Linked DNA regions of Mus musculus: region 1 is linked to region 2. The links are chromatin loops, found by intact Hi-C in ENCODE. Cell type or tissue: left cerebral cortex. All regions are shown on one strand. Links, peaks and the distances in the headings refer to the core of each region. The heading gives the core; the rest is flanking DNA. Region 1 holds the start of Gm40323 (a long non-coding RNA gene). Region 2 overlaps Scarb1 (scavenger receptor class B, member 1).

The links. Hi-C counts contacts between places; a loop is a spot of excess contacts. Peaks named below come from ENCODE experiments on the same cell type or tissue, not always from the same donor. Only the 100,000 strongest peaks of a DNase experiment are listed, where the experiment ranks them.
Region 1: it touches region 2 in a loop (2.4-fold over the local background); 10 of 42 quality-filtered maps call a loop at or near these places.

What each region holds. Positions count from the first base shown.
Region 1 is chr5:125,348,322-125,363,483 of GRCm38, reverse strand. It overlaps Gm40323 (a long non-coding RNA gene), which reads right to left and starts at 2,306. Exons shown (of 4, transcript XR_868514.1): 1 at 2,177-2,306; 2 at 822-934. In left cerebral cortex, for the core only: no CTCF peak of the experiment used is centred there; a DNase peak (open chromatin) is centred at 5,032.
Region 2 is chr5:125,279,226-125,293,546 of GRCm38, reverse strand. It overlaps Scarb1 (scavenger receptor class B, member 1), which reads left to right. Exons shown (of 13, transcript NM_016741.2): 8 at 3,792-3,910; 9 at 6,115-6,188; 10 at 8,815-8,866; 11 at 9,502-9,648; 12 at 12,314-12,442. The coding sequence ends at 12,442. Among named protein-coding and RNA genes, the nearest start is that of Gm32701, 17 kb to the left of the region's middle. In left cerebral cortex, for the core only: no CTCF peak of the experiment used is centred there; no DNase peak of the experiment used is centred there.

The DNA.
Region 1 (15,162 bases), core at 3,531-6,030, 66 kb before region 2:
TGGGTAGATCATGAAACCCGGCTGATCTGTTACCCAACCCTCTCTTGGAGTCTCCACATGCTCATGGCTAGGAGGAGAAAGTCTTAAGTCCTCTGCAAGAGCAACCTATGCTCTTAACCCCAGGGCCGTCTCTCCAACTTTTTTGACTGTGGTAGGCAAGTCTTCACCACTTCAGTGTCTCCTGCTCCTCTCCTGACTCTCCAGCTGCTATCCGGCACCAGGTCCTCCTTCAAAACGGTCCCCTGGCCGGGCGTGGTGGTGCATGCCTTTAATCTCAGTACTTGGGAGGCAGGTGAGTTCGAGGCCAGCCTGGTCTACAGAGTGAGTTCCAGGACAGCCAGGACTATACAGAAAAACCCTGTCTCAAACAAAAATGAAAACAAAAACAAACAAAAAACAGCCCCCTGGTTCTTGGCCATCCCTTGCTTCCAGTGCCCATGGAAGATCCCAAGAGCCTGCCCCAGGCCTCCCCTCAGCAGTATCAGCAATATTTCCCAAGAGGGTCAGAGGCTGTCCTATCTGTCCCCAAGGATATGTCCCCAGGCATTTGGTTCCACCAACCAGAGAGGTTGGCCTCCCAAAAGGACCTCTTCCATATGGCACTGGCTCTATTTCTCGCCCCCTCTTATTACACTCTGGGATGATTAAAGTACAAAACTCAGCACCTAGCACCTGCCCACCTAGCCCGGACCTGTGCACTGCCTCTTGCCTCTCAGACTTTCCCAGTGGTAACAGACCAGACCCTGTCTCAGGCCCTTCTCGTCTACTCCTCTTCTACCCAGAATGCTTATTTATGTTTGTTTGTTTCTGATTTTACTCACCCTTGACGAGTGGGGTGGCATATATGCCTTCAATCAGGTGGATCCCAACGACTTTGAGGACAGCCTGGTTTACAGAGTGAGTTCCGGGCCAGTCAGGGCCAAATAGTAAGACCCTGTCACAAAAAGTAACAACAACAACGAAGGAGCCTCACAGGTGGGCTAATTAGTCCCCAAGATGTCCCCTTCCTAATCCCCTGGACCATGCCACTTCATTTGTGGAACGAGACTATCGTATTTCTTTTCTTTTCTTTTTTTTTTTCTAGCCTATTTTCTCACTGAACTTGAAGACCTTGAGATACCCCATACAAATCTTACCTTCAAAAGTTAATCAATTAAGGGCTGGTGAGATGGCTCAGTGGGTAAGAGCACTAACTGCTCTTCTGAAGGTCCTGAGTTCAAATCCCAGCAACCACATGGTGGCTCATAGCCACCTGTAATGAGATCTGACACCTTCTTCTGGTGTGTCTGAAGACAGCTATGGTGTACTTATTTATAAAAATAAATAAATCTTTCTTTAAAAATTAATTAATTAATTAACTTTACATCTCGACCACAGTTTCCCCTCCCTTTTCTCCTCCCTGTGCCGCATGCCCATTCCCCGCCCCCCCCCCCCCCCGCCCCCCATCCAATCCTCCTCTCTCTTCAGAAAAGGCGAGGCCTCCCAGGGATATCCATCCACCTGCCTTGGCATATCAAGTTGCAGTAAGCAGAGGTGCATTCTCTGATCAGGCTAGAAGGGGCAGCCTAGCAGGGGGGAAAGGTCCCAAGCGCAGGCAACAGAGTCAGAGGTAGCCCCTGCTCCAGTCCCACATGGCGAGCAAGCTACACAACTGTTGTTACATACATGCGTAGGGCATAGGTCAGTCTCATGCATGTTACATGCACACTCCCTGGTTGGCGGTCCAGTCTCCGTGAGCCCCTATGGAGCCAGGCTAGTTTACCTTCCTTGTCTTTTTTTTTTTTTTTTTAATCTTTTTTTTTTTTAAGACTTATTTATTATATGTAAGTACATCATAGCTGTCTTCAGACACTCCAGAAGAGGGCGTCAGATCTCATTACGGATGGTTGTGAGCCACCATGTGGTTGCTGGGATTTGAACTCAGGACCTTTGGAAGAGCAGTCGGTGCTCTTAACCGCTGAGCCATCTCTCCAGCCCCTTCCTTGTCTTTTTTGTGATTGGTTTATTTTGCTTTTCCTCAGGGTTCAGCCACATTATAGTTTCCTTTACAAGGCTGAGTAATATCCTACGGTGCTAATCTTCTCAGTCATCCATTGGGAGGCTCTTGGGTTGGTGCTAGTCTCTGGTTCGTAAATAATACGGCCATTGACACGATGCACAGATGTGTCCTCGATACCTTATATGGTAGACTTGGTGACCGTGTGGGGAACCCCCTGACAGAAACAACTTGATGGACAAAGGTTTGCTTTGTTTGTGGTTTCAGAGGTTTCCGTTCATCGTGGAATTCGTGTGCAGGGAGCGGGTCATCCAGGCGGAACCGGAAGCAGTGACAGGAAGTGCCTAAGGCAGAAACAGCCCCAAGGATGAGTTCCAAGCATTTGGTTCCACCAACCAGGCCCCGTCTCCGAGAAGGGTCTCCTAAGTTCAAGTCCATCCGTGGGTTAAAACCCTGATCAGTTCAGAGTCCTTAAGAGCTAACCAGTTCTGGAAACTCCCTCACGGACACACCCCAAGGTGGCTCCACTAATCTGTTAGGCATTCCTTAATCCAATCAGTTCGGGTCACGGGTCATGACCAGCTGGGGCACCTGGCCACCAGCACGGACAGCTGTGCGACCAGAAGGAGGAAAAAAAAGTCTATGTCCCCAAAGGTTATGATTGAAGTGAACACGTGAGACGGGGAACGGGATCCAGACCAGTGCACTGCGCATGAGCAGAATGTTTTCCTGGCCTCAGTCCTAAGTACAATCTGCCAACTGTTTGTGTTGCAGCAGCTTCACAGTGCCAGGAAGAATAAGCAGTCAGGATGTGAATGGATGCATGAAAGAGCACGTGTGGGGCCAGCAAGAGGGCTCACTGGGTCTGGGTGCTTGCCACCAAACCTGATGACCCCAGTTCAGTCCCTGGGACCAGCAGGGTAAAAGGGGAGAACTAACTCCTGTAAGTTTGATCTCTAATCTTCTATATGTGTACCTTGGCATGTGTGCATGTCCATACAGATATATCTCTCTATATATTTATATATATTAGATATAACACACACACACACATATATATAAAATATTTGTTTTTCGAGACAGGGTTTCTATGTGTAGCTCTGGCTGTCCTGGAGCTCACTCTGTAGACCAGGCTGGTCTCGAACTCAGAAATCCACCTGCCTCTGACTCCCAAGTGCTGGGATTAAAGGTGTGCGCCACCACCGCCCAGCAACACATATATATTTATATATGATATATAATATATAAACATATATGTGGTGTGTGTGTATATATATATATACACATATATATATATATACACATATATACACATATATATACTTACACACAAACATATTGTATATATACACACATATACAGGTATATGTCATGTGTATATATTATACACATATTACATGTATGTGTGTATATGTACATGTATATGTATGTGTATATGATAGAATTCCACTATATAGATCAGGGTGGCCTTGAACTCATAAAGATCTGCCTTCCTTAGCCTCCTGAGTGTCAGGACTGCTAGGTTATTCACTACTATGCCTGGTAGAAATATAGCCCTCTGAAAACAAAATTTATTGTGCATGTGTTGGGGGAAGGATGTCTATCATACCCAGATTACAACCTAGGGGAGTTGGTTCTCTCCTCTACCATGTGGGTCCCAGGATTGCTGAGGATATCCTAGCTCTCAGAGGGAACTATGCTGTCATGAGATAATCCTTTCTCATGGGAAACGGCATGAGAGTAAAATCAAACCTTCCGTGACTTCATGCCCTAGCCTGAGATCCGGCCACAGTTTTAACCATAACCCTTCAGGAGGTGAGTGGGTCCTGCCAGGAGAGCTCACCTTAAACGGGAGCCTTTTGTTGTTGTTGCTGTTGTTATTGTTGTTGTTTTGAAACAGGGTTTCTCTGTGTAGCCCTGGCTGTCCTGGAGCTCACTCTATAGACCAGGCTGGCCTCAAACTCACAAAGCTATCCCTGCCTCTGCCGCCTGATTGCTGGGATTAAAGGTGTATGCCACCCCTCATCTTAAGACTTAGGTGTGGCTCAGTGGTTAGGAGCACTTGTTGCTTTTGCAGAGGGCCAGAGTTCGGTTCCCAGCACCCACACAGAGGCTCACAATCACCTGTAACTTCAGTTCTAGGGGATCTGAGGACCTCTTCTGGCCCTGGAGGGCACCAGACACACACGAAGTACATATATACATGCAGGCGCTTATAAGCACACATAAAATAAATCAGGATCGGAAAGATGGCTCAGAACCGGGCATGGTGGCGCACGTCTTTAATCCCAGCACTCGGGAGGCAGAGGCAGGTGGATTTCTGCAGAGTGAGTTCCAGGACAGCCAGGGCTATACAGAGAAGCCCTGTCTCGAAAAACAAAAACAAAAACAACAAAAAAAGATGGTTCAGTGGTTAAGGGCACTGGCTGTTCTTACAGAGGACCCAGGTTCAATTCCCAGCATCCTCATGACAGCTTTACCTCTAGTTCCAGGGGATCCCATACCCTCACATAGACATACATCCAGGCACAACACCAATGCACAAAAATAAAAAACAAATTATTTAAATAAAGTAATAACTTTTTATTTTGCTCTGTTTTATTGGTTTTCAAGACAGGGTTTTGTGTGTGTGTGTGTGTGTGTGTGTGTGTGTGTGTGTAAAACAAACCCTGGCTGTCTTGGAACTTGATGTATAGACTAGGCTGGCTTCGAACTCAGAGATCTGCCTGCCCCTGCCTCCCAAGTGCTGGGATTAAAGGTGTGTGTCACCATCACCCACCCGGCTCTAATTATTATTTTTTAAGTGCAAATTTAGTGGTGTGATCTTGGACACATTCTAAAACCAACCATTAGAAGAACAGTATGCACTGTTAACCACGGGGCCCTCTCTGCAGCCCCTTATAGTAGCTGGCGTGCTCCGAACAAGTTCTGCCATTGAACCACATTGAGCAATGGCTCTGCTCTGGATCACCTCTGGATGTCTCCCCTGCTGGTGTGAATGATAGAGTTCCTGTTTGGCTCTGTAAAGAGGAACTCAATTCTGCCTGGCGCCCTGTGCTGGTAAGGCTCTGATTTTACTTCTTCATTTCTCAAGTCCATAGGATAACAAATGAGGGGGAGCCGGAAGCAATGGCACATGGGGGATGATTGGATCTGTGATGCAGCCCCGCAGGACTGTTATCAAAGGAAGAGGAAGCTGGGGGGTGTTGGGGGGCTGTTTCTAGAGTGCTCCCCAACCATCGTATTCCTGTTTCCTTTCACTTTCAGAGATTCTAAGTTCTGGGGATTACTCATTAAAGTATTTGCTATGCAAACATGAAGACTTGTGTTGCTTCCTCTGTCCCGCCCCCCCAACTCATGTTAAAAGCCAGGCATGGGGGCCCATGCTTGTAATCTCACGGCTGGGGAAGTGGACAGGAGATTCCCTGGGGCTCCCTGGTCAGCCAGCCTGGTTAGCTGACCAAGTTAGCCTGAAACTTTCTGCGGTTCCAAACATTGAGGGCTGGGATGACATGCTGGGGCAACCTCGCTCAACTGCAAAACCTGAAAACTTGTCCTTTCAGACTTACAAAACCAGGCACTGGAGTGGAACCGGCCATAGTGTGTGTGTGTGTGTGTGTGTGTGTGTGTGTGTCCGTCCCGGAGCCTTCAAAGGAGACCTATATAATGTGAGCTAAGACAAGACATGATGGAGAGGCCCTGGGTCTGGAATTAAAAAAAAAAAAAAAGAAGCACAGGTTGGATTTAAAACAGCAGAAAGTAAGCCGGGTGTGGTGGTGCACGCCTTTAATCCCAGCACTCGGGAGGCAGAGGCAGGCAGATTTCTGAGTTCGAGGCCAGCCTGGTCTACAAATGAGTTTCAGGACAGCCAGGGCTACACAGAGAAACCCTGTCTCAAAAAAAAAAAAAAAAAAAAAAAAAAAAAAAAAAAAAAACCCAGCAGAAAGTGACCAGGGGATTAGAACTCTGAGCTGCAAACTTCTTAGTATGCACTGAGTCCTGGGTTTGACCCTAGCACCACATAAAACAGTGGTTCTCAACCTTCCTAAAGCTCTGTGTGTGTGTGTGTGTGTGTGTGTGTGTGTGTGTGTGTGTGTTCTCGAGACAGTGTTTCTCTGTGTAATAGCCTTGGCTGTCCTTTGTAGACCAGGCCTCGAACTCAGAGATCCAACTGCCTCTCTCTCCCGAGTGATTAAAGGTGTGTACCACTATGCTTAAACAAGCTGTGACCTTTTAATACTGCCTCTCTCTCCCGAGTGATTAAAGGTGTGTACCACTATGCTTAAACAAGCTGTGACCTTTTAATACAGTTCCTCATGTTGTTACTTCATAAATGTAATTTTGCTACTGTTGTGAATTGTAATGTAAATATCTGATATTTCCAATGACAAAAATACCAGATGTGCTCCCCAAAGGGTCATGACCCACAGGTTGAGAACTGCTGAAACAAAACCTACACTACTAGCACAAGGAGGTGGAGGCAGAGGGATGAGAAGTTCAGGGCCAGCCTGGGCTATATAGTGAGTCTGAAGCTAGCCTGGGCTGCAGGAGACTTTGTGTCAAAAGGCAAATAAGTACAAATCCAGGAACCTGCTGAGTAGTTGTGGTTCACAGTTTTTAAGCCAGTGCTTGGGAGGCAGAGGCAGGCAGATCTCTGAATTTGAGGCCAGCCTGGTCTACAGGGCAAGTTTTAGGATATCCTGGGATTTCATAGAAACTGTGAATGGGAAAAAAACAAAAACTGGGCTTGCTCACTGTAAGAACCCAGGGTCTGAACCTTGGCTCCCCCTTTCCCTTCCTGCCACCCTGAAGCTTATCTAAGTCACTGGCTCTCAACCAGTGAGTCTTCACCCCTTTAGGGGTTGCCTAAGACCATCGGAAAACACAAACATTTATATCACTATTACTAACAGTAGCAAAATTACAGTTGTGAAGTGGCAACCAAAATAATTTTATGGTCGAGGGTCACCATACATGAGAAATTGTATTAAAGGGTCGCAGCATTGGGGTGCTCTAAGGGTTTCAGGACTGGTGGAGGATCAGGACCATCTGGCTTGCAGATGTGCCTCTCCGGTCTCCCCATGACTGACTCTCAGCCTCCAGGAAAGGATGTTCTACTTAGGGGCACAGGGAGGGGTGGGGTTGGTTGAGCGCAATCTGGTTCAACATGGTTCTCACCTCAATCTTGTCTACAGAACCCTATTCAAAATGTAGGAATATCAGCGATGCCAGGCAGGACGTGGACACATTCCGTAGGGTTACGGGGACAAGGTTCTTCAGAAAATTCCAGAAAGAGCAAAAGCAGAGGAATTGGCGTAGCGGGGAGGGGATGCAGGCTGAGAAGCACCCTGGTAGCCCTCTGCTCTGGCTCCCATTAATTAAAACTCCTGGGTCTCAGAGATAGGGACGAGCTGGCGCCAGCTCTGGAGATAGCCGCAAGGGTCCTTTGCCCTGGTAAATAGTTTGCTGCGCTTCCTCCCTCTCACCTGAACACTCTTCCGGCTCTATGAAGGGCAGTTGGGGACTGGGGTGGGAGGGGTTAGGAGGGGGCAGGGAGGGAGCGCTTGCTGGGTGTCACCTGAGAGCCAAGTTCTATTTCAAGGTCCAGGGACCCTGGAGCATCTGTAGCGGTTCCAAGTCATAGCTACCTCGTGGGAAGGATGTACTGGAGCCAGAAGGGAGCCAGAGAGCATGGGCATGATGTGTGTGTGTGTGTGTGTGTGTGTGTGTGTGTGTGTGTGTGGCCTTCGTGGGAGGAACACCCTCCAGTACCCTCAACCCCTAGGGGGGGAGGCGTTGTGACTCACAGGTATAGGAGATGGCTGAGTGACACCTTGGGCTACCTGAGGAGGGAGTCAAAGCCTCTTAAGGGGTTTTCAGAATGACACTTGGCCCCTGTGTTGGCCCCTAGACCCTGGGGTTTTCAGAGGGCTGCCAAAACACGGAGAGCCCCCAGGGATGGTATCAGCACTACACTTTCTTGCCTTTCAGATGGCAAATCAGATACCGTGGGTTCACAAAGCCTCACCAGGTCCTCCCTCCCTCCTCTCGCTTTCTCTCTTCCCTCCCTCCCTCCCTCCTTTTTGAGACCTGTGAAAAGGCAAACAGCTCAGGTTGTGTTGATATGAAACAGAAGGCACAGCGGCCATAGCTGTGCTTTCCAGACAGGCTAGAACTGAAGCGTGCAGAGATATTGCCATGGAAACCTTAAGGTCTTTTCCCCCATTTGAAGCAGGGGCAGGGCGTGTTGAGGCTGCTTGTGGGACCAGGAGAGGAGTGTGGTGTTGGGACAGGGTGTGACTGGAGCATCTTTTTGCAAAAGGGCCACAAAAGGAAGCAGACTTGTTTCCCCTGGGGACACTCCCTCAGCCATGTGACAGTCACATGGTCACCTGCATAAGCTGGGATCAGGGAGACAACAGCTGATGCATCCCATGTTCCCCTAGCCTGTTGGAAACAATGTGGCCCAGCAATGGGCCCTGTGTGTGAGCATCTAGGGATCCATTTGGCATGACCTCATCCTGCCCAAATCGACATCCTTGCACCCAAGCTGGGGAAAGTGCGCTGTCACTGGCTTGCAGAGACAGGTTTTGAACCTGTTTCCACCTAGTGCCAACCCTGTGTCTCGACCAGGTGGCCTGGAACAGCTCTTCCCTCATATTCAAAACACCACAGAGGGAAACTGACCTCTGGTATGCTGGATTTCACAGGATAAGGGCAGGTACTGATCCCAGTGCTCTCTCTCTGAGCCCTGTGACCACAGCCTTCTCCTCTGGCCTAGCTGTTCTGTGATGCCCACACCAGTGTGAGACAGGCGGTTCTGGCTTTCACAGGCTCTAAGATGCCAGGGAAGAGGCAGCCAGGACAAGAGTGGAGGTAATCTGGGTTGGGAAGAGAATATCGCTCGCTGTAGCAAAACTAGGTTGGGGCTGGGAAAATGGCTCAACTGGTAAAGCCCCTCCCCCTACAAGCCTGATTCAGTCAGACCTCCAACACACACATACAAACTGGATGCTTGCATCTCCAACGGAGCATGCTGGGATTGCAGACATGCCTCTGGAAGGCAGCTAGCCTGGTGTATGAAGCAGTGTACAAAAGACCCTGTTCAAAGAAAGTGAGAAGGGAGGCCTGACACACAAGATTGTCCTCTGACCTCCGCACGTGTGCTTGTACACACATGTGCAAGTGTTCACACAAAAACTCCAAAACATACACATCTAACATATACACAGATTGAAAACAGAATAGATGAGCAGTTCCGAGGAGCTTACAACAGAGCTTACAGGCCGGGCTAAAGTCTTTATGATTGAGCTTGCGCGCAGGGATCCACATACGGACTCCCTCTTTGATGAATTTGTTAATTTCCTTAAACGGGGTCTGACTATGTAACCCAGGCTAGCCTCCGACTTTGAGCACTCCTTCTTCCTCTGCCTCCTGAATACCGGAGTTATAGGCCCATGCTACCACAGGTACAGCCTGTGCTGACCTCAAATTCAGTCCCTCTGCCTCAGTTCTTGGCCCCTAGCTAGAATTACAGGGGTTTGCTGAGACTCTCATTCCTCTCTTTCTTACAGCTGGCCATCTGTGTCTGCGTGTGCTGGATGGTCTTGTGTCAACTTGACACAAGCTAAAGCCATCCATGAAGAGGGAACTTCAATTAAGAAGCTGCCTCTATCATATCTGAGCATAGGCAAGCTTGTAGGGTGTTTTCTTAATTAGTGACTGATACTGGAAGGCCTAGTCCATATTGGGTGATGCCATCTCTGGGCTGGTGCTCCTGCGTTCTATAACAAAGCAGGCTGAGCAAGCCATGGGGAGCAAGCCAGTAAGCAGCATCCCTCCGTGGCCTCTGCATCAGCTCCTGCCTCTAGGTTACTGCCCTGTTTGAGCTCCTGTCCTGACTTCCTTCAGTGCTGATAGACACTGCTGTGGAAAACTAAATAAACTCTTTCCTCCCTAGCTTGCTTTTTGGTCACGGTGTTTCAACACAGCCATAGAAATCATAAAACAACAGGTTTCATAGGCTGGTGGTGCTGCACGCCTTTAATCCCAGCACTTGGGAGGCAGAGGCAGGAAGATCTCTGTGAGTGAGGCCAGCCTGGCCAACAGATTGAGTTCCAGGACAGCCAAGGATACACAGAAAGAAATCCTGTCTTGAGAAAACAAAAACAAAAAAACCAGCAGGTTTCATTTCAGGAGGATATAACTAGTTCTGGGCCAATCACCTGCCGTGTTGGATGAGATCTTTGTATGCTAACACCTGACTGAGCTTGGGAAACAGTTCCTGTGAGTATCAGGAAAACAGCATCTGACAATATAATTTTTCTCATTGTATGTATGCACTTGGGTGTGGTGGGTATGTGCACATGAGTGCAGTGCCTGTAGAGGCCAGAAGAGGGCAGTCAATCCCCCGGAGCTGGACAGTTGCTAGCCCTCATATGCTGGGAGTTGAACTCACATCCTCCGGAAGAGTGGCCAGCCAGTGCTCTTAACCACTGAGCCACCTCTCTACCCTTTAGAAATTACTTTGTAGAAACAGAGTGTGACTCTGTGGTAGACCTGTGGTTAGTGGTTAATGTGTTCAAGGTCCGAGGCTTACGTACTTTTTTTGGCATTGACATACTTTGCCTATTGGTGACTATCTTTGTCTGTTTCCACTCTCTGGGATACAGAGCCTACCTAGTACTCACCAGGCCCTGCCAGGATGAAAAGGAGACAATAGGAAAGCATTTGGGAAAGCTACCAACTGTGCCTGTGCCGCTAGTTCTTGTTACCACACTCGCCTAAAATTCTCTGGAAAAGCAAATTCTCCCCATGGGTGTCCAGAGCCCAGCACTGTCCTGAGCAAGGAAGGTGCTCTGTGAACGGTCGAACGGATGAAGAAGCCGAACAAGCAGCTGCCTCCACCTACATCCAGTGGGATGCCCCGGAGCAGAGACCTAGAGAGTACAGGATGTTAACGAGGAAGACTGAGTCCCGAGGAGAGGCAGCAGCTCCAGCCATACCAGTTTCAGGCTTTTGACGAAGATCCACGTGCCAAAAGCTCTGGATCAGAAGAAGGCTACTGTCTTTTCAGTAAGTACCTCACCTAGGCAGCCAGCATCCAACAAGGGAGGTGTACGAAGGCCTGTTTTAAAGACAGAGTCTCATGTAGCCCCTGGCTGGCCTTAAACTGGGATTATGGCCTTCTGCCTCCACTGCCCAAGCTCTTGGATTACTGGCATGGGCCACCATGCTAGGCTTGCAAACTATGTTTTTATTGGTGGGGGTGGGCTGCCCCAGAATTCCTCCAACATTTTATTGGTCAGAACTTGGTCACGTGTCCTCTCCTCAACTAATCGGAGTGAGAGGCACAGCATTAGCCAGGTTGATCTAGACAATGAGGGTGTTTTCCTGTTGGGGACTTAGGTTCCTCTTTTCTGAGCCTATCTGACTATGGGGAGAAATAAACCTGCAAGAAAGGAGAGGGGCCGGGCAGTGGTGGCACATGCCTTTAATCCCAGCACTTGGGAGGCAGAGGCAGGCGGATTTCTGAGTTCGAGGCCAACCTGGTCTACACAGCCGGGGCTACACAGAGAAACCCTGTCCAAAAAAAAAAAAAAAAAAAAAGAGGAAGGAAGGAAGGAGAGGGAACAGAAGTAGCTACGGAGTGTGTGTGTTTGTAATCCCAGCAACGGAAACTGAGGCAGAAGGATTGCCATGAACTCAAAGCTAGCAAAGTCCTGTCTTAAAATATAATAGAAAAAAAAAAAAAAAGAAAAGAAAAGAAAGAAAGAAAAGGAAGGCTGGGGTCAGGAGTGGTGGCGCACTCCTTCAATCTCAGCACTCGGGAGGTCAGCCCTCTGGAGGCCATTCTTTGAGTTCGAGGCTCTCTACAGTAGAGGGAGTTCCAGGACAGCCAGGGCTCTATATACAGGGAAACCCTGTTGCAAAACAAACAAAAGGAAAGAAAACCAAGCCTGAGAAGGTAGTTCAGGGATACAGAGCCTGCCTAGCACTCAGGAGGCCTTGCCAGGATGAAAAGGAGACAATCGGAAAGCATTTGGGAAAGCTACCAACTGTGCCCGTGCCGCTAGTTCTTGTTACCACACTCGCGTAAAATCCTGAGACATATTTGCCCTCCCAGTGATGTGCAGTACTGAGCCCTCCATTGCGGATCAGCAGTGGCTGTCCCAGGGTCCAGTAATGCTGTCTCATCGCAGTTTTGCTGTGTCAGATGACTGCAGGAGCCTGTGATGTGCCCTCAGGCATCCTGGGGGACCCCCTCACCCGGCACCTCCTGCACAGAAAGCAGCCAGGGCAGTGACTGCTGTCAGTGGAATGTGACACAGGGACACAGGGGGTATAAGGGCTCAGTGAGTCATCACATCTGGATCCTTTGGGACAGGGTCTGGCTTGTTAAGTGTAAATGACTGAAGCCTTAATCCCAGCACGCAGGGGACAGAGAGGTAGGCAGATCTCTCTGAGTCTGAGGGCTGTCTGGTGTACAAAGTGAGCTCCAAGACAGGCCAAGGCTGTGTAAAGAGACACTGTCTCAGAATTCAAAACAGCAGCAGCAGCAACAACAACAATAAAAGTGATTGTCTTCATTTCTTGGTCCTGTGATAAAAAAAAGACCCTGTTAAAAGCACCTTAAGGAAAAAAAAGGGGTCAGGCATGGTGGCGCATGCCTTTAATCCCAGCACTCGGGAGGCAGAGGCAGGCAGATTTCTGAGTTCGAGGCCAGCCTGGTCTACAAAGTGAGTTCCAGGACAGCCAGGGCTATACAGAGAAAGCCTGTCTAGAAAAAACAAACAAACAAACAAACAAAAAAAAAACCAACCAAACAAAAAAAAAGTAAAAGGGCTGGAGAGATGGCTCAGCGGTTAAGAACACCTGACTGCTCCTCCAGAGATCCTGAGTTCAATTCCCAGCAACCGCATGATGGCTCACAACCTTAAGAAAAAGAAGATTTGTGAGTCTGAGGGTGTTAGTCCATCAGGTGGAGAAAGTCCTGACTCTGGACCAAGAGTCAAGAAGCAGAGAAGCAGAGACCAATGACTTCTGGCATACAACTTTTTCTCTCTGACAGTCCACCACCGAAGCAATGGCGTAGCCCACAGTTGGGGGAGGACATTCTACCTCCATTAACCCAATCAAGATAATCTCTTATACACATGGTCAGAGGCTAACCCATTCTAGATAACCCTTCCCAGGATATAGCTATGATTCAATAGCTTAGTCCAGGTGGCCAGGACCCAGTTAGGTCCCCCAAATGACCAGGTGTGTTTTGGACCAGGGAGTTGGCATTCCCTCTTATCCCATAGGGCCAAACTACTTCCCTGCCCACTCACCATAGCTTTCAGTGTTGGCTATAAAATAGTTCCCAAGTTAAAAATTGGCTTCATGGAGGCCTCCAGATCCTCACTGGGAGGAGCCTGCCTATATCCCACCCCTTTGCAGCTTCACACCTGCACCCCCATGCCTGCACCCGCAGCTATTCCCTCCTTGGGCTAAGAGTAAGATGAGAACACCTCTTCTCCCTCCGATCCCTTCAACCCAAATGCTGTATTGACCTGCCTCTGAAAGGGGAAGTAGATAGCGTCCCCACAGCTGGTGACTGTCATCCCACTCTTAGGGTGGCAGTGGGGAGGATCTTTAGTGGAGGCTAGCCTGGGCTACAGAGTGAGATTCTTCCTCTCTCAAAACAAAAACACCCAGACCAAACCAAACCAACCAGCCAGCTGGTGGCCTGAGGGGCCATGGAGGGACTCCTGGTAGAGGAGGGGGACAGTGGGCATGTTTCTCCTTCTCCACAGTTTTGGAACACCCAGGTCACAATAACGATTACTCCTGAGTGAGTGCATCTCTTGGGACAATGTAGTATTCATTTCTTCCACATCCAATTAGTTGAAACAATGGTCACACTGTCTGTCTGAGAATGAAGAGCAACACTGGCTGTTGTCTCATCTAGTGACCCAGAAAATGCCACAGAGTGTTGGGAGGCAGAGCCCACTGTCCCTCTGTGTCCCCTCCGCTCTCCCAGGCTATGTCCACCCTGAAGCTGGAAGGCCTGGAGGCTGCAGGGTACGTGATGGACAGGCTTGGTGGTCCAACAGTATCATCTACTCAACATGTTCTAGAATTCTCCCCTTGTCTTTAGCGGCCTCCGTGATAAAGTCGATAGACCTTCCTTCAAGTGAACCAGACTACGGGCTAGAGAGGTGGTTTAGCAGTTGACAGCACTGGTTGCTCTCGCAGAGGACCCAGGTTCAAAGCCCAGCACCCACATAGTGGCTCATGACTGTCTATAACTCCAAAGGATCCTAGCCCTCTTCTGACCTCTGTGGGCACTTCACATATGTAGCACACAGATATACATGGAAACACATACACACATGAGTACAAATTGTAAATTTTTTGAGAGAAAGAGACTGGGGGTGAGAGAGAGAGAGAGAGAGAGAGAGAGAGAGAGAGAGAGAGAGAGAGAACAAGGAACTAAGTCATTGTCCAGTACTATCCTTCTGGCCAGGTACAGTTGAGATTCCCTACCTCTTAGTGTCTTTCCAGGTAACCAGGCATGGTTTTGTAATGGCCTACATGACCTAGGGCCACTCGATCTTACATTCCTTCTCAAGCAGAGGAAGGCTTAACTCAGAACAGACGTCAGCAATGCTCACACTCATCCTACAGACAGAAACGCAGAGCCGCTCTTACAGATAGCACAGGGACCCTGAGATAACCGCGGCTAGAAAGAGGGTTTCAGGCTGCCTCACATGACATAATCCATGGGAGAGGGTTACATAAACTTTTTATTTGTAGCTGTTTGGGTGTGCACCATGCAGGTGCAGTTCTGGAAGAGGCCAGACGGGGGCGCCAGGTCCCCTGAACTGGATTTACAGATGGTTATGAACTGCCTGGTGTAGGGTGTGGGAATATGAACAAGGCGGCCCTCTGCAAGAACAGTAAGTGCTTTTTACCACTGGGCAGAATTCTATTTTGTTTTGCCATTCCTTCATCTGTTGATGAACAATGAGGTTGACGCAAATTTTTGCTATAATGAAGGAAGGGCAGCCAAGTAGTGTCTTCTTGTCTCCATCTTGGTGGGAAGCCAATCTCATGGTGACTGTGTAGCTCAGCATCCCATGGGGACTCCCTCGAACAGGCACCTTCGTCCGAGACAACTC
Region 2 (14,321 bases), core at 1-2,500:
ATAGAAGGCATGTACCCAGACACCAGATCCCCCCAAAACACTCCGTTCTATGACCACCTCCTCCTCCTCTATCCAGCCCATAGCTTTCAGGACCCCAGAGACTGACTGGGTAGAGGCCACTGGGATAACCTGGTCTGTTATCCTGGTGGCTCTAACTTCTTTGCCCACTAGGACGAGGCTGGAAACATTCCCTGTGGCCATTCACCTGCTGGGAGCAAAAGCTAGAGTCCTGCCCTTCACTCAAACTGGCCACGCTCCTATTGTGTCAAACTCTCCTCTTTAGCCAAGTTGGGTGTGAATCTTGGTACTGGCTGTGGCCCCCTGGCACATCTGCTCTGTGTTCTAATCCTGGGCCCTACCCTGCTGCTATTGCTCAAGTCTGCTCCGTGCCTCACCCCTCACCTGGCAGTCAGGCCCAGGCTGCTCTAAGCACCTCCCACACAGTCTTTCTCCTTCCCACCCACCTTCTTCCCGTGTCACTCGGGTGCCCTTGCTCTCTCGCCAGCTCGTATTGCACCAGATGTCAATCAAACTCAAATGAAATGCTTCCTCTGATCCTGATCAGATCCTCCCAGACACTCTCCCTGATCTTCCGTCCCCTCTGGCTCTCCAGCCGCTCTCTGGTACACTCTCTCTTATGCCTTCCTGTTGCCTGCTCATGGCTGTCGATGTTATTTACTGAACCCTCCCCTGCTTGTCTCCTCCTTGGACTGCAAACCCTGTGGCCATGTCCCAGTAGGATATTGGGAGTCAAACTTCTAAGGCCCCTACACAGACGTGGGATCCAGGGCTTGCCTGCGGACAGGAAGTTTCACTCACAACTGCACCTCCGCCTTCCCCTCCTTGTACCAGCAAAAATCCCAGGGCTTGGTTGAACTGGTCCAGCTCTGACCTAGTCATTAGGCTGTGTTAATTGGCCAGGCTGGGTCCCACACACCGCAGGGGCAGCAACAGGCCCACATCACACAGAACTCTGCTGTCAGGAACAGAATTTCAGCTGTGAAAGAGAATCTAAGTGTAGTTGTGTCTGTAGCTTGTTCTTTTGTTTTGTTTTGTTTTGTTTTCCGGAGACAGTGGGTTTAAGTATGCGTGTGCGTGTCGCACACGCGTGGAGGGAGGTATAAACAGGTGCATCGATGGATGGAGACCGGAAGTGAGTGTCTTCCTTCATCACTCTTTGTTTGTTTGTTTGTTTGTTTATTGATGCAGATTTTTCAATCACTAATCCTGGATCTTGGGAGGTCCAGGGATCCACCTGTCTCTGCCTCCCAGTTACAGATGTGGCGCTGCTGGGAACCCGAATTCGGGTCCTCACACTTGCACAGGAGGCTCTTAACTGACTAAACTGTTTTCCCAGCCCCTAAAGCTTGCCCCTTGTAAATCGGGTGAGAACAAGAAAGGGGAAGAGGAACAGGGATTCGAGTGATAGGGAACACGGCCATGTGACCAACAACCCCACAAAGAGGCAACTCTTACCACACCCAACATCTCCCCTTCCTGCTCCTCCTGCCCACTGGCCTGACTTTTGGTCTCTCGGCTCTCTGCCTGGCATTACTGTTTACATAGATGGAGTCACAACTGTTCTTTCTCCCTCGATCCCTGATGCCTCCCATGATGGCTCTCATGATTATATGGTAAATCTGCAAGATAGCGGGTGATAGCCTAGATTGTTGGGTGGTGTTCCATGGTGGGGCTAACTCTGCTTGCCTTACTCCTTCCTGGCTCACGGAGCTTTCTTTTGGCATTTCACCACTACAAGGATGCTTCTAGAACATTCTCGCACCTGCTGTAGGAGGAGTGCACCTGAGTTCGAATTTCTGTGGCATTTTATCTTAAGATAAAGAATACACATAGGTTTCCCTTTCTGGGTCACGAGACTTTCTTGGACTCAGGACTCCCCGTGTTTCCTGTCCTTGTCTTGGGAGCACCTTGGATCTTCCCTGAAGTGGTCCTTAATCACCACGCGGGTAATCCTGAGCAGTTAAGTCTGGATACACGGGCCATAAAGCTATAAATTAATTATACTTATTGCCCGGGTGCGTCTCTCTGAGGGTGTTTGGAAATCAAAAGAAAAGATGAGCCACACCTATTGTTAGAAAGCCACGGGCATGCCACCTGCAGCAGGTCTGTGCTGGCAGCCTTGACATCCTGTTGGAATCTGTGCTTCCAGGTCTGGTTAGGTGGGGGCTTCATCTCCCGGGGATCCATGGCATCCCTCTGAAAGAAATGGGGTTCTCTCTGATCTTTGCTGGTGTCTCCTTTCACAGTATGGTTGGAAGGATGGGTAGGGTTTTCCAAGTAGAAGGCAGCATATCTCAGCGTGACTTTAGAAGGGTCCACAGAGGTGACGTTAGGCCTCAGGGATTGATCAGGTCTCTTTTCTGTTCTGTTGTATCCTTGGTGTTGTGTTTCCATGAGGGCTTGAAGGCCACCCTGAGGATCCTTCGCCTGTCTTTCTGACAGGACCAGGTGTGTCTCTGGAGCCTCGAAGGTGCTAGGGTTCACCTGGACTCTCAGTGATCCGGGTTCTCTGCTGCATCCCTGCCCACGTGCACCTCCTGGCTAGGCCATTTCTCTGCCAAGGCTGTCACAGGTGCAGCACTCTTGTGTCTGACACCTGCACTTGAAGATGCCCATAGCAGCCGGTTCAGGGGTTGGGAGCAAGAGGTAGGGGTTGGGGGCTTCAAGCAGTGGATGTCCTGGAGACCAGACTCGGATGGAACTCAGAGATCCACCTGCCTCTGGCTCCCAATTAAAGAGGTATGCTAGCCTGTCTGGCTTTGGATTTTAAAGAAATGTTTTCTTTTTTTTAAAAGGTTTATTATTTATTTTATTTATGAGTACACCATAGCTGTCTTCAGACATGCCAGAAGAAGGCATCGGATCCCCATTACAGATGGTTGTGAGCCACCATGTGATTGCTGGGAATTGAACTCAGGACCTATGGAAGAGCAGTCAGTGCTCTTAACCACTGAGCCATCTCTCCAGCCCTGTTTGTTGTGTTTTTGAGACAGAGTTTCTTTTTGTAGTCTTAGCTGTCCTGGAACTCACTATGTAGGCCAGGCTGGCCTCAAACTCAGAGATCTCCTTGCCTCTTCCTCCTAGGTGCTGGGATTCAAGGTGTGCACCACCAGACCCAGCTAAAACACAATGCCCCCCCTGTGGATCTGTTGCCCTGGGAGCCTCTTGTGGCCTCCCCAGGGAGACTCAGAACTCGGAACTCCCCAGGCCCTTGTCCTGAGATCTCTGGGTTGAGCCACTTTGGCTGGTTGGTGGTAAAGTCCCACCTCAGGGCCCTGGGTGGGAATATCTCATTGGTGCTGTCCCTTCCATTCCTGTGATGTCAGAGACCCACTCACGTGTACCCCTGAGCTACAATGTCTCCAAAAGCAGTCTGTGTGCCTGGCTTGACATTCAGACTCCGCTTCCACTCCTAAATTCATATGGTGTTAATTTTCCTTTCCACTTTCATCTCCCATGATTCCCTGCTGCACCTCCAGACCTGGAGGGGTGGGGGTGGGGGGTTGAAAATCACGTCCAAGCTCTCACCTCTTGCTACACTCCCACCCGGAATGCCTTTCCCTTGCCGGGTAGCAGCTGCTCTCTCCCTTCCTCCACCCACCCACCCACCCACCCCCAACACTGTAATCGGCCACTCTGGCTCCATCCACCCTTCCCAGGTCCTGTGTGTGCTCAGCTTGGTCCCCAGTGTTAGCATCCCTGCATCCCTGGCACCGAGGCAGGCCAACGTGACGCTCCCGTCTTCTAACGCCTCTCTTCCCCTCCTCCAGGTGCGCCTCTGTTTCTCTCCCACCCCCACTTTTACAACGCCGACCCTGTGTTGTCAGAAGCTGTTCTTGGTCTGAACCCTAACCCAAAGGAGCATTCCTTGTTCCTAGACATCCATCCGGTAAGCTCCGTGTCCTGCTAGTGGCTGGGGCCCATTCCCAGAGATTGCCACTGGCCGCTGGGCACCCGCCCCGCTCCCCCCAATTCCCCAGGACAGAGCGGGTTCCAACTGAGGCAGGGGAGTTCAGTTCCTTCCACAGCGGCTGCTCCTAGAACTTCAAGTCATCAAAGTCTTACTTTACCCCAATTCCAGAGTTCAGTGATATCATTACCTTTTTTATTGGGGCCTATAAAAAGATATAAGATAGTAAATTAATTAAGACCTATCAGCCGGGACGTCTCCTTCACCAGAGACAGATACCCTTGACAGTGTCAAGACACTAAAGACATCATCGTGGGCCAGTGTCTCACAGAGAAATCAGGGGGAGGAATTTGTCCTCTGTTAACTTCTCTCTGCCTCTGGTCACTGTAAGATGTGTCCAGTCCAGGGTTCCTGCCCTACGTGACGCCCTGAAGGCATTCCGTGAAGAACTCTTTTTTGTTTTACTGGGTGGGGATGGAAGCCTGGGTTTTGAACACACAAGGCCCCAGGCTCTGATGCCGAGCTGTGCCTGCAGCTGGCCTTGAACTTGCAAATCCTCCTGCCTCGGCTTCCAGTGTTTCTTCACACCTGGCTCATAGCTGAGGGTTATCGCAGAGGAAGGGTGGGCACATGGGGCACAGTCGTCTGAAGTCTTTCCCAGGTTGTGCCTAGCTCCCCAGCAAGGAACTTGACATAGAGGTGTTTTATATCAGGAAAGCCCCTCAGAATAGGGGGGCCTAGTTGTCGACTGGGGACCTGTCCTGTGAGCCTCTCTCCCTGGGGCAGATCCATGCTTCATCCCAGAGGACGAAGGTGTTTGGTATTATTAACTGTCTATGCAAATGGCACAGTGAGGCCAACACACTAGCTTAGAGAATGGGGCACCCTCACCTCACCCCCCAGAACTTAGGTTCCAAGACCAACACTGGGCACCTACCCTGGACGACTTCTAGGGAGGGTTGCCGGGCCCACCCATGGTATGCGTGGTTATCACATCCATGCCTCTGTCCAAAAGTCATACCAGGTTTCTGGAGGCCTTTGCCCTGGGGGCAGGAGGGATCTGGGCGTCCTGGGCAAAACGTGTCCTGGCCTTCTACTGTGGGTGATTACAATCTGAGAGGTGGCCTCCGGCCTCCCATCAATCTTTCAAGAGTCTCATGATCTGGGCAGGGCTAAAGGCATCAAACGGTGGTCTCTTTTCACCAACCTTTTCCATTCTAGAACTTTCTTCCTGATTTAAATAATACCTGTGAATTCTCCTAGTGATTTTTTGGTTGTTGTTGTTTTTAATTTTATGTATGTGAGTACACTGTCACTCTCTTCAGACACACCAGAAGAGGACATTGGATCCAATTCCAGATGGTTGTAAGCCACCATGTGGTGGCTGGGAATTGAACTCAGCACCTCTGGAAGAGCCGTCAGTGCTCTTAACCGCTGAGCCATCTCTCCAGCGAGATTTTTTTTTAAAAGCATCACATTTTAAAAAGAGAGCTGCAAGCAGGCAGCTCTCTGTGGCTACCTCTGTTAGGGAGCGCCAGGATGCTACATAGTGGGAAACTGGCTCGATTAAACCTACTCACCCTGGACCAGGCCCTTCCTTTGGTTCCCTGGGCTATTAGGAAATGTAAACAGGAGAAAAAAGACATCCTTACTGCGCATGCCCCACACTTGGGAGGCACTGTCTTAGGCAGCTTCGTGAGGGCTGGGAGGATAGCTTAGTAGGTAGGGTGCTCCCCTGCCCTGCACAGAGCCCTGGCTTCCATCCCAGCACCATGTAAAGTTAGGCATAAGCCAGTCCTCAGAAGGTAGAGACAGGAAGATTTGGAGTTCAAGGTCATCCTTGGCTACATAGCAAATTGGAGTCCAACCTGGACCACATGAAATCTGTCCCCAAACGAACATGCAGATGTGGGGGGCGGGGGGTGTCATCCCTCTGGCAACAAGTGTCTAGAGAGGGGATCTTGCGATAGCTGATCCCTTTGGGAGCAGGTATTTCCTGAGGGAGAGCCCAGTGGGTGTGTGGGAAATTTCTAGAAGGGTGGATGCCCCAGCAGGTATTATCTGGTTTAAGTTGGATAAGAAACCCCAGGGCTGGAGCAGGCTGGAGCAGGCTGGAGCAGGCTGGAGCAGGCTGGGAGGCTCCCCACAGGATCTTACATCTCCTCACTGTATTTATGCTCTAGGTCACTGGGATCCCCATGAACTGTTCTGTGAAGATGCAGCTGAGCCTCTACATCAAATCTGTCAAGGGCATCGGGTGAGTGGAGTTGGGACGGGAGCTTCTGAAAGCTTCAGGGGCCAGGAGGTTTCATGCATTGGTGATGCAAGGCACAGGACAGGGCGAGGCCCAAGCGTTGGGATCCAACCACCTCTTTTCCTGGGATTGCATCATTGCTCTGGATGGAGACTCAGACCCAGGCTGCATCCTGACACTACCTCCATCCTCCACGCCCAAGGGCTCTTCTGCCATTAGTCGCATTGGTAATCTTGTCTCCCCCACAGTAGGATGGATTTGCCTGCTTGTATGTCTGTGCACCATGTAAGTGCAAGAGCCGCCGAGGCCGGAAGAGGGCATAGGGACCTGGAGTTAGACGGAGTTGTGAGCCACTGAATGGATGCTGAGACTTGAACCTGGGTCCTGCCAGTGTTCTCAACCACAATTCCCTGGGTTTACTTTATGTTTAGCTTTGTGTAACGTACAGAGTGAGACTGAGAGTCCTCCTGCCCCCATTCCCTGCTTGCCCGGCAGAAACATGGTGGTAGGAGTCCAGCCTTGGGGCTGGAGAGATGTCTTAGCAGTTAAGAGCACTGACGGCTCTTCCAGAGGTCCTGAGTTCAATTCCCAGCAACCACATGGTGGCTCACAACCATCTCTAATGGGATCTGATGCCCTCTTCTGGAGTGTCTGAAAACACTAAAGTGTACTTATGCAAATAAAATAAATAATTCTTTGAACGAAAGGACCCACATGCTGGTCACTCCTCAGCATCGCAGATCACATGCCTGGGAACCACTGAGGAAGAGGTGGACTCTGGGCTTCATGGTGAAAACTAAGTCCGGGAATTGCTGGACTCAGCTAGGCTTCTGTACACACACACACCCTGGGACTCCTGCATGCCAGAAAACACTCTTTCACTGAATTACATCCCAGCCCTCTTCACTTTTTAGGTCTCACTAGATTACCCAGGCTGCCCTTAATCTCTCTGTAGCCCATCATGGCCTTGAACATGCGCCACTTGATCTGACTCATCTGGGCTCTTGAAACCGGAGGCCAAAGTGGGCTGGCCACGGGCTTGAGTTCCTGAGGTCAGCAGCCAAACATTGATTTGCTCCACTGCCTCAAATACTCTTTAGAAATCTTTATAGATTTATGGAGAGGTGTCAGAGACGCAAGCAAATCTTTGTTCTCTGTCCCCGGTGCATTCAGTACTGTCCGCTCCTGGCAGTATCTGTCACGGTAAGGAACCAAAGTCTAGTGCAGCGTTATTGCCACAACTGCAGCTTCTCAGCACGAGATGCCGCCCGCTCACGCCTCACGCCCGGCTCCCGTGGCTGTGATGGGTTGTTTTGTTTTGTTTTTTTCTTTTAATCTTTGTTTCTTGTTGGTGTTGTGAGTTTTGGGATTTTGTTTTGGTTTTTGGAGGGGAAGGTGGTTCATACAGAGGCCAAAAGAGGATGCCATGTGTCCTCTTTTATCCCTCTTCCCTTTCTTCCCTCGCGGCAGGAATTCTCACCGAAGCCCCAGCTAGCTTCTACCTGTCTCAGCCCTGGGGTCACAGGTTCAAAGCCACACACAGCTTTTAGCCTGGGTTCAGGGGTCTCACCTCGGGTTCATTTGCTTGAGCAGCAAATGCTTTCCCCACTGAACCATCCCCAGCACAGTGATAGTTTCTCCTCTAGCTTTTGGGGTGTTAAAGTACTTGCTGGACCTGGGTGTGTGTGGTGCGATCAGGTTCCCCTGTAGATAGTAACAGGGGCAGCCACCCAGGCTTTGGTGGGAGGAGACTCATTATTATTTTATTATTATTGGTATTATTATTATTATTATTATTATTACTACTACTACTACTACTACTACTACTACTATTTGGCTTTTTGAGACAGGGTTTCTCTGTGTTAATAACCTTGGCTGTCCTGGAACTCACTTTGTAGACCAGGTTGACCTCAAACTCACAGAGATCCACCTATCTCTGCCTTCCCAAGAGCTGGGATTAAAGGCATTGTGCCACCACATACACAGATATTATTATTTATTTTTAAAGTTGTATTTATGTATTTTATGAATGAGTGGTCTGTCTGAATGTACACCTGTGAGCCAGAGGAGGGCATCAGATGCCATGATAGATGGTTGTGAGCCACCATGTGGTGGCTAGGAATTGAACTCAGGACCTTTTAACCGTTGAGTTATCTCTCTAGCCCCATTTTTAGTTGTGTTTAGTGTGTGTGTGTGTGTGTGTGTGTGTGTGTGTGTGTGTGTGTGTGTATAGGTGCATGCCACAATGAACATGTGAAGGTTGGGACAACTTTAGGGAGCCTGTTCCACCTTCTGGGTCCCGGGGATGGAACTCAGGTCTTCAGGCTTAGCAGCAAGCACTGTCACCCACTCAGCTGAGCCTTGCCACGCCCCTTAATTAATTTTTTGCATCAGGGTTTCCTGTAGCCCAGGCTAGCCTCAAACTTGGCTAAGGATAGTCAACTGTACGTAGCGTTACAGGCTCCCCTTTATCTTTCTGTCTCATTTTCTTGTGAAGTGGTTTCGACTGAGCGAAGGCCTTTCACATGGTAACCAGTAGCTCTCCCACTGACACCCCAAGCCCCAAACATAGCTCCATTGCGAGGGTCACATCACCCCTGGTCACTCACTTTGTGTCCCATGTTTCCAGGCAAACAGGGAAGATCGAGCCAGTAGTTCTGCCGTTGCTGTGGTTCGAACAGGTGAGTCTATGAAGGTAGAAGGGAGTCTGGGGTCTCTGTATGTTAGCTGAGGCTTTTAGTTCGCTTTGATGCTAATGTTATGTTAACTTCCGGTACCTAAATTTAGCTATTTGTATGTTTAGCCTGCCCATATGTATGTATGTATGGTTATCATGTGAGTGCCCGGTACCCGCAGAAGCCCAGAGAGCATCAGGTCTCCTAGAACTGGAATTACAGATGGTTGTGAGCCGTCAAGTCTGAAACGTGGGCTCTCTTGAAGAGCAGCCAGCGCTCTTAACCACAGAGCCATTTCCAGGTTTTGTTAATGGCCCCTGAGAGGGGGGAGTGGAGATGGAATTCCGCACCAGGCCACCCTGCAGGCATCCTGATCTCGTCGCCCTTCAGGTCCTAAGACTAGATTCTAACCAGCGAAAGAGATGACTGTTAGGCGAGGAGGCTTGGGGCCAGATCCACCTCCCATTAGCCAGTGCCTCATTTCATGGGCGTGCCAACAGCAAGGGCGTCTGGGAAATGTAGTTCTCTTTGGACTTCTAGCCAAAGCGCCCGAGGCTCTCTGTTCTGATTTGGGGCGGGGCACGGCACAGTGGGATGGGTGCCTTGGAGACGCAGCGTGCAGCCCGACCTTTCTTCTGCAGAGCGGAGCAATGGGTGGCAAGCCCCTGAGCACGTTCTACACGCAGCTGGTGCTGATGCCCCAGGTTCTTCACTACGCGCAGTATGTGCTGCTGGGGCTTGGAGGCCTCCTGTTGCTGGTGCCCATCATCTGCCAACTGCGCAGCCAGGTAAGTAGGAGGGGCGGCCACGCCTCGGACTCGGCTCGGGTTTCAGCCGACCTCTGTTTCCTGCAGCTAGCTCTTGTTCTACCTCCTCTCTCGCACCCTGCAGTAACTTTTCTCTACAAGTCCTGGAAGGCCCAGGACCCTCCCAGGTCGGGGCTAGGCTGAGGCTAGGTACCCAGTCATTTGGCCAACAAGTGGGTGCCACTTGGTGCCCGCTCTGGAAAGTGCCTGCCGAAGGTAGAGGTGGGGGGTCAGGGCTGGGCTGGTTAGAGAAGCAAAGGAAAGCCAGGTTAAACCAAACAGAGAAGATAGTTTTTCCCAAGGAAAATGCTCTGGGCTGGAGTTGGGTGTGAGATGGAAGTGGGAGGAGCCACGTGTGGAACCATGAACTTAGATTTTCTAAGTCCAGAGAAAAAAGTGAAAGAAATTAGTTATAAATTTTGCTTGACCCAAATATATCAGCATATGAGGCTGAAGTTTTACATCAGCCATAGAGCACTTGTTTAGCCAGTGTGAGGCCTTGTATTCAGGCCTCAGCGCTGACAGGAAAAAAAAATAATCAAAAATAATGAAAATATTTAAAAAAGAAGAAGAAAAGAAAAGAAGGTCTGGAGAGATAGCTCAGTGATTATGAGCACTTACTGCTTGCAGGGACCCAGGTTCGATTCCCAGCACCTACCTGGTGTTCTGCAACCAACTGTAACCCTTGTTCTGTAACCCTAGTTCTGTAACCCTAGTTCCAGGTGATCTCAAGGCACACACACAGTGCATATACTTGCATGGAGAACACTCATACACATAAACTAATACAGGTGCCTATAATCCCAGCACTCAGGAAGGAAGGAGGCCAGGGGAGAAGGATCCGGTTCAAAATCATCCCTGGTTACATGTAGGGTTTGATCAAGGCCAGCCTAGGATACGTGACATCTTGTCTCCGAAAATCAATTAAACTTCAAAAAAAGAATAGTGTGGGCGACTGGAGAGATGGCTCAGCAGTTAAGAGCACTGGCTGCTCTTCCAGAGGTCCTGAGTTCAAGTCTCAGCAACCACATGGTGGCTCACAACCATCTGTAATGGGATCCGATGCCTGCAGAGCAACAGTGTACTTGTATACATAACATAAATAAATAAATCTTAAAAGACAAGAATAGGGCTGGTGAGATGGCTCAGTGGGTAAGAGCACCCGACTGCTCTTCCAAAGGTCAGGAGTTCAAATCCCAGCAACCACATGGTGGCTCACAACTATCCGTAACGAGATCTGACTCCCTCTTCTGGAGTGTCTGAGGACAGTTACAGTGTACTTACAATAAATAAATAAATAAATAAATAAATAAATAAATAAATCTTTAAAAAAAAACTTTAAAAAGAAAAAGACAAGAATAGTGTGGTTCAGACAGGGGTAGGGGTCACTTCCATAAAGAAAGGATGACTGAGGAATGTAACATCAGGGCATGCAGCCCCTGAAAGCAGGAAGCAAAGGGGTCATGACTAGAACCTTCGTTCCCTTCTGGCCTCAGGAGTACCGGCTCGTGCATGAGATCTTGGGGTTACGACATTGGTCAAGTCCCCTGGGGTGCTTGCTGATAGCTGTAGTTGTGAAGCAGGGAATTTGAGGACAGGACTGTGATCAGCTGTGATTCAAGAGGGCTGCTGTCTGCAAACAGGGGAGCCACTGGCCACCTTTGAACACTCGTACAAGAGCCACTCACAGGGTCCCACCTGAGATGTCCTGGGGCCACAGGCTGGGCTTTCTGTGCGTGCTTGGTGTGTGTGTTGGGGGGGTCTTCCCACCTGCTCTCCTGCAGTCAGCCAGCTGGCTGCCTTTCTTCTTTAAGGCTTGCTTGCTTGCTTGCTTGCTTGCTTGCTTGCTTGCTTGCTTGCTTTGGGAAGAACGGATCCCTGTGGAGTCCCCAGCACCCGGCTTCCCTTTCCAAACACAGGCCCCAAGTCTCTTGTCATCACCAAGGGGTGTCTGGTTGCCTCTGGCTCTCCATGTTGACTGTAGCTATGAGGATCTGGAGGACATCACGGTCTGGGCTTCCGGGCTGGTGTTCCTCCCTGCTGCTGCCCAGTGAGAACTGAGCCAGGCTTTTTCAGTCAACCATTGGAGGAGAGACCCCAAAATAGAAGGCAGGCGTCTCGCTGGGGTCTGGGGGCAAGGTTGTTTGTCCTGCGGGTTTCATCAGAGAGAGGCCAAAGAAGCCTTGTCCTGACAAAGCTAGGCCTCACCTGTGTGTTCCTGTCCTTGAGCATCTGGGGGCGGGGGGGTTAACTGCTTGCTGGTAAAGAACATACTCAGTCATACGCCATTCATAAATCAAGAGTATGTTAATGTTTCCCTCAGATTGACAAATACCATGGACTTGGAGAAGAGGTTAAGAGAGAGATTGTACCCAGTAGGCTCCAGGCCCTAGGTTCAAATCCAGCCCCACCAGACCAGACCAGAGAAATTCAAACACTCAGCAGGCCAGTCCCGCTGTGGCCACCTCCGCCACTCTCTTCCTGTCGGTGACTTTCTGCTTGCCGGACTTCCGGGGCGCTTCGCCCACAGTGCAGGGTGGAACAAGACTCTGCAATCTTGTTCTCTTCTGTCCCTTTGCTTCTGGGGGGACCCAGCGTCACCCCAGTGACACGGCATGCCATATAAACTAGCTTGGTTGTCTTCCAGGAGAAATGCTTTTTGTTTTGGAGTGGTAGTAAAAAGGGCTCCCAGGATAAGGAGGCCATTCAGGCCTACTCTGAGTCCCTGATGTCACCAGCTGCCAAGGGCACGGTGCTGCAAGAAGCCAAGCTATAGGTGCGTACCAGGTAACCCCCCCTCTTCACCCCACCTACTCATAGCCAGTAGACCTACCGTCTCTACCTATAGCATCTTCCTGGATGTTATTCACATGGAGAGCAGTTACCCTCCTGCCTCTCACCCTCCTGCGAGATGGGAATCTTGCCTCGGTTTCTTGGACCCTTTCAGTCATTGACTCTCATTTACAAAGTCCTGTTAGAAGATGACAGTTAGGGCTGGTGAGATGGCTCAGTGGGTAAGAGCACCCGACTGCTCTTCCAAAGGTCCGGAGTTCAAATCCCAGCAACCACATGGTGGCTCACAACCATCCGTAACGAGATCTGACGCTCTCTTCTGGAGTGTCTGAAGACAGCTACAGAGTACTTACATATAATAAATAAATAAATAAATCTTTAAAAAAAAAAAAAGAAGATGACAGTTAGGCCAGTTGCTTCTCAGTGTCCTATCCCCTGCAGGTTGCTAAATACAGGTCCCTGGGCATCCCGGAAAGCCAAGAGACTCTCCTAGCCCAAAAGGTTTGAAAACTTTTTTTTTTTTTGGACTTCAAGGGCATGTAAAAGGACACACTGACTCCAGTTCAGAATAGAGAGACTGAAAATGAAGACGTTTAAACATCAGTTAAGCACCAGCTACATACTCAGTCAGGGCCTGAGGATAGAATTTCATGGTCAAGTACACAGGGTGTGCGACAGACTGCTCAATACAGTCTGAATTTAGATGGAGTCGTGTGTCCGCCCTGTGCTTTGCTGCGATGGGTGGTCCAGGTGGTGAGCCACCGAGTCAGGTATAGCTGGCGTCCTGGTTTACTTAGTAGCCATCTCGCAAGGATCCAGGACCGTACTTCTCCAAGATCTCCAGGTCCTGTAGGGATCAAGGCTCAGGAGAGAGGCTGAGCCCTACAGGGTGTGTCCCTGCCTGGGAAGGGACTGGAAGAGCTGTGGTCCCTGCAATTTGGGGTTAGCAGAGGTGAGTGAGTGTCTCAATAGAAGCTGCTATTTTAGCTTGTGAGCCAACTTGGGTGTGAGCACTTTCTTGGAGGGAGCTGGGGGTGGGGGGTGGAGGCGGGGCTTGGGGGGGCGGGGAGGGGAGGCCACAGCTCAGCTCCTGGAGGCCAGCTGACTATTTGCTGCAATGTCATTTGCTTGAGAAGCAAATAAGGCAGAACTCTGGTGACTGTGTGATTGTCCTGGTGAGTGCCACCTCCCTGGAGGAGGAAGAAGCTCTGCAGCTCAGTGGGTCCCCATATGTCCCTGGAGCTGAGAAAGGGTCCTGCCAGGAAGAGGTGGGGAGATGGTTAGTGTCTGCCAGTCATGGTGATGTTTGGGTATTGCCAGAGTGCGAGGGGACAAATGTAGGCTCCGAGCAGAGGCTCCGCAGTCCCTTTAGCCCAGATGGAGCCCATAGGTACACAGCCATAGCCCTGTCCAGACCCTAATAGAATGAACAAGATTGGGCTTACCTCTTTACTTTCCCAGCTTGGTCTAATCCTCGTTTGGCTTCAAGATTCCCCTGGGTGCCCCCTAGTCCTGGCCATGTGCTAGGGAGGGCAGTGTCCTCTGAGGATCAGCTACAGCACATGGGTCCTTGCATAGGGACCTCACCCTCCCCCCCCCGACCCCCCAGTGCCTGGCTAAGTGAAATTCGGTGGGGCCCCACACTCTGCCATGCACCTGGGTGTGGGGGTGGTCCCTAGAGGCTGCTGCTGATTGCTATAGAATGGAAACAGACGTGCCGCTAGACCAAAGGGTATTATTATATGAATAACGTCCCTCTGGGTGGATGGGCATTTCTGTAAGGCAAGGGGGTTGGGGGTTGGCAGGCAGGGTTGGCTGTCCGGCCAGCTGCTGTGAACACAGTAGCCTTTAAGAAAATGACC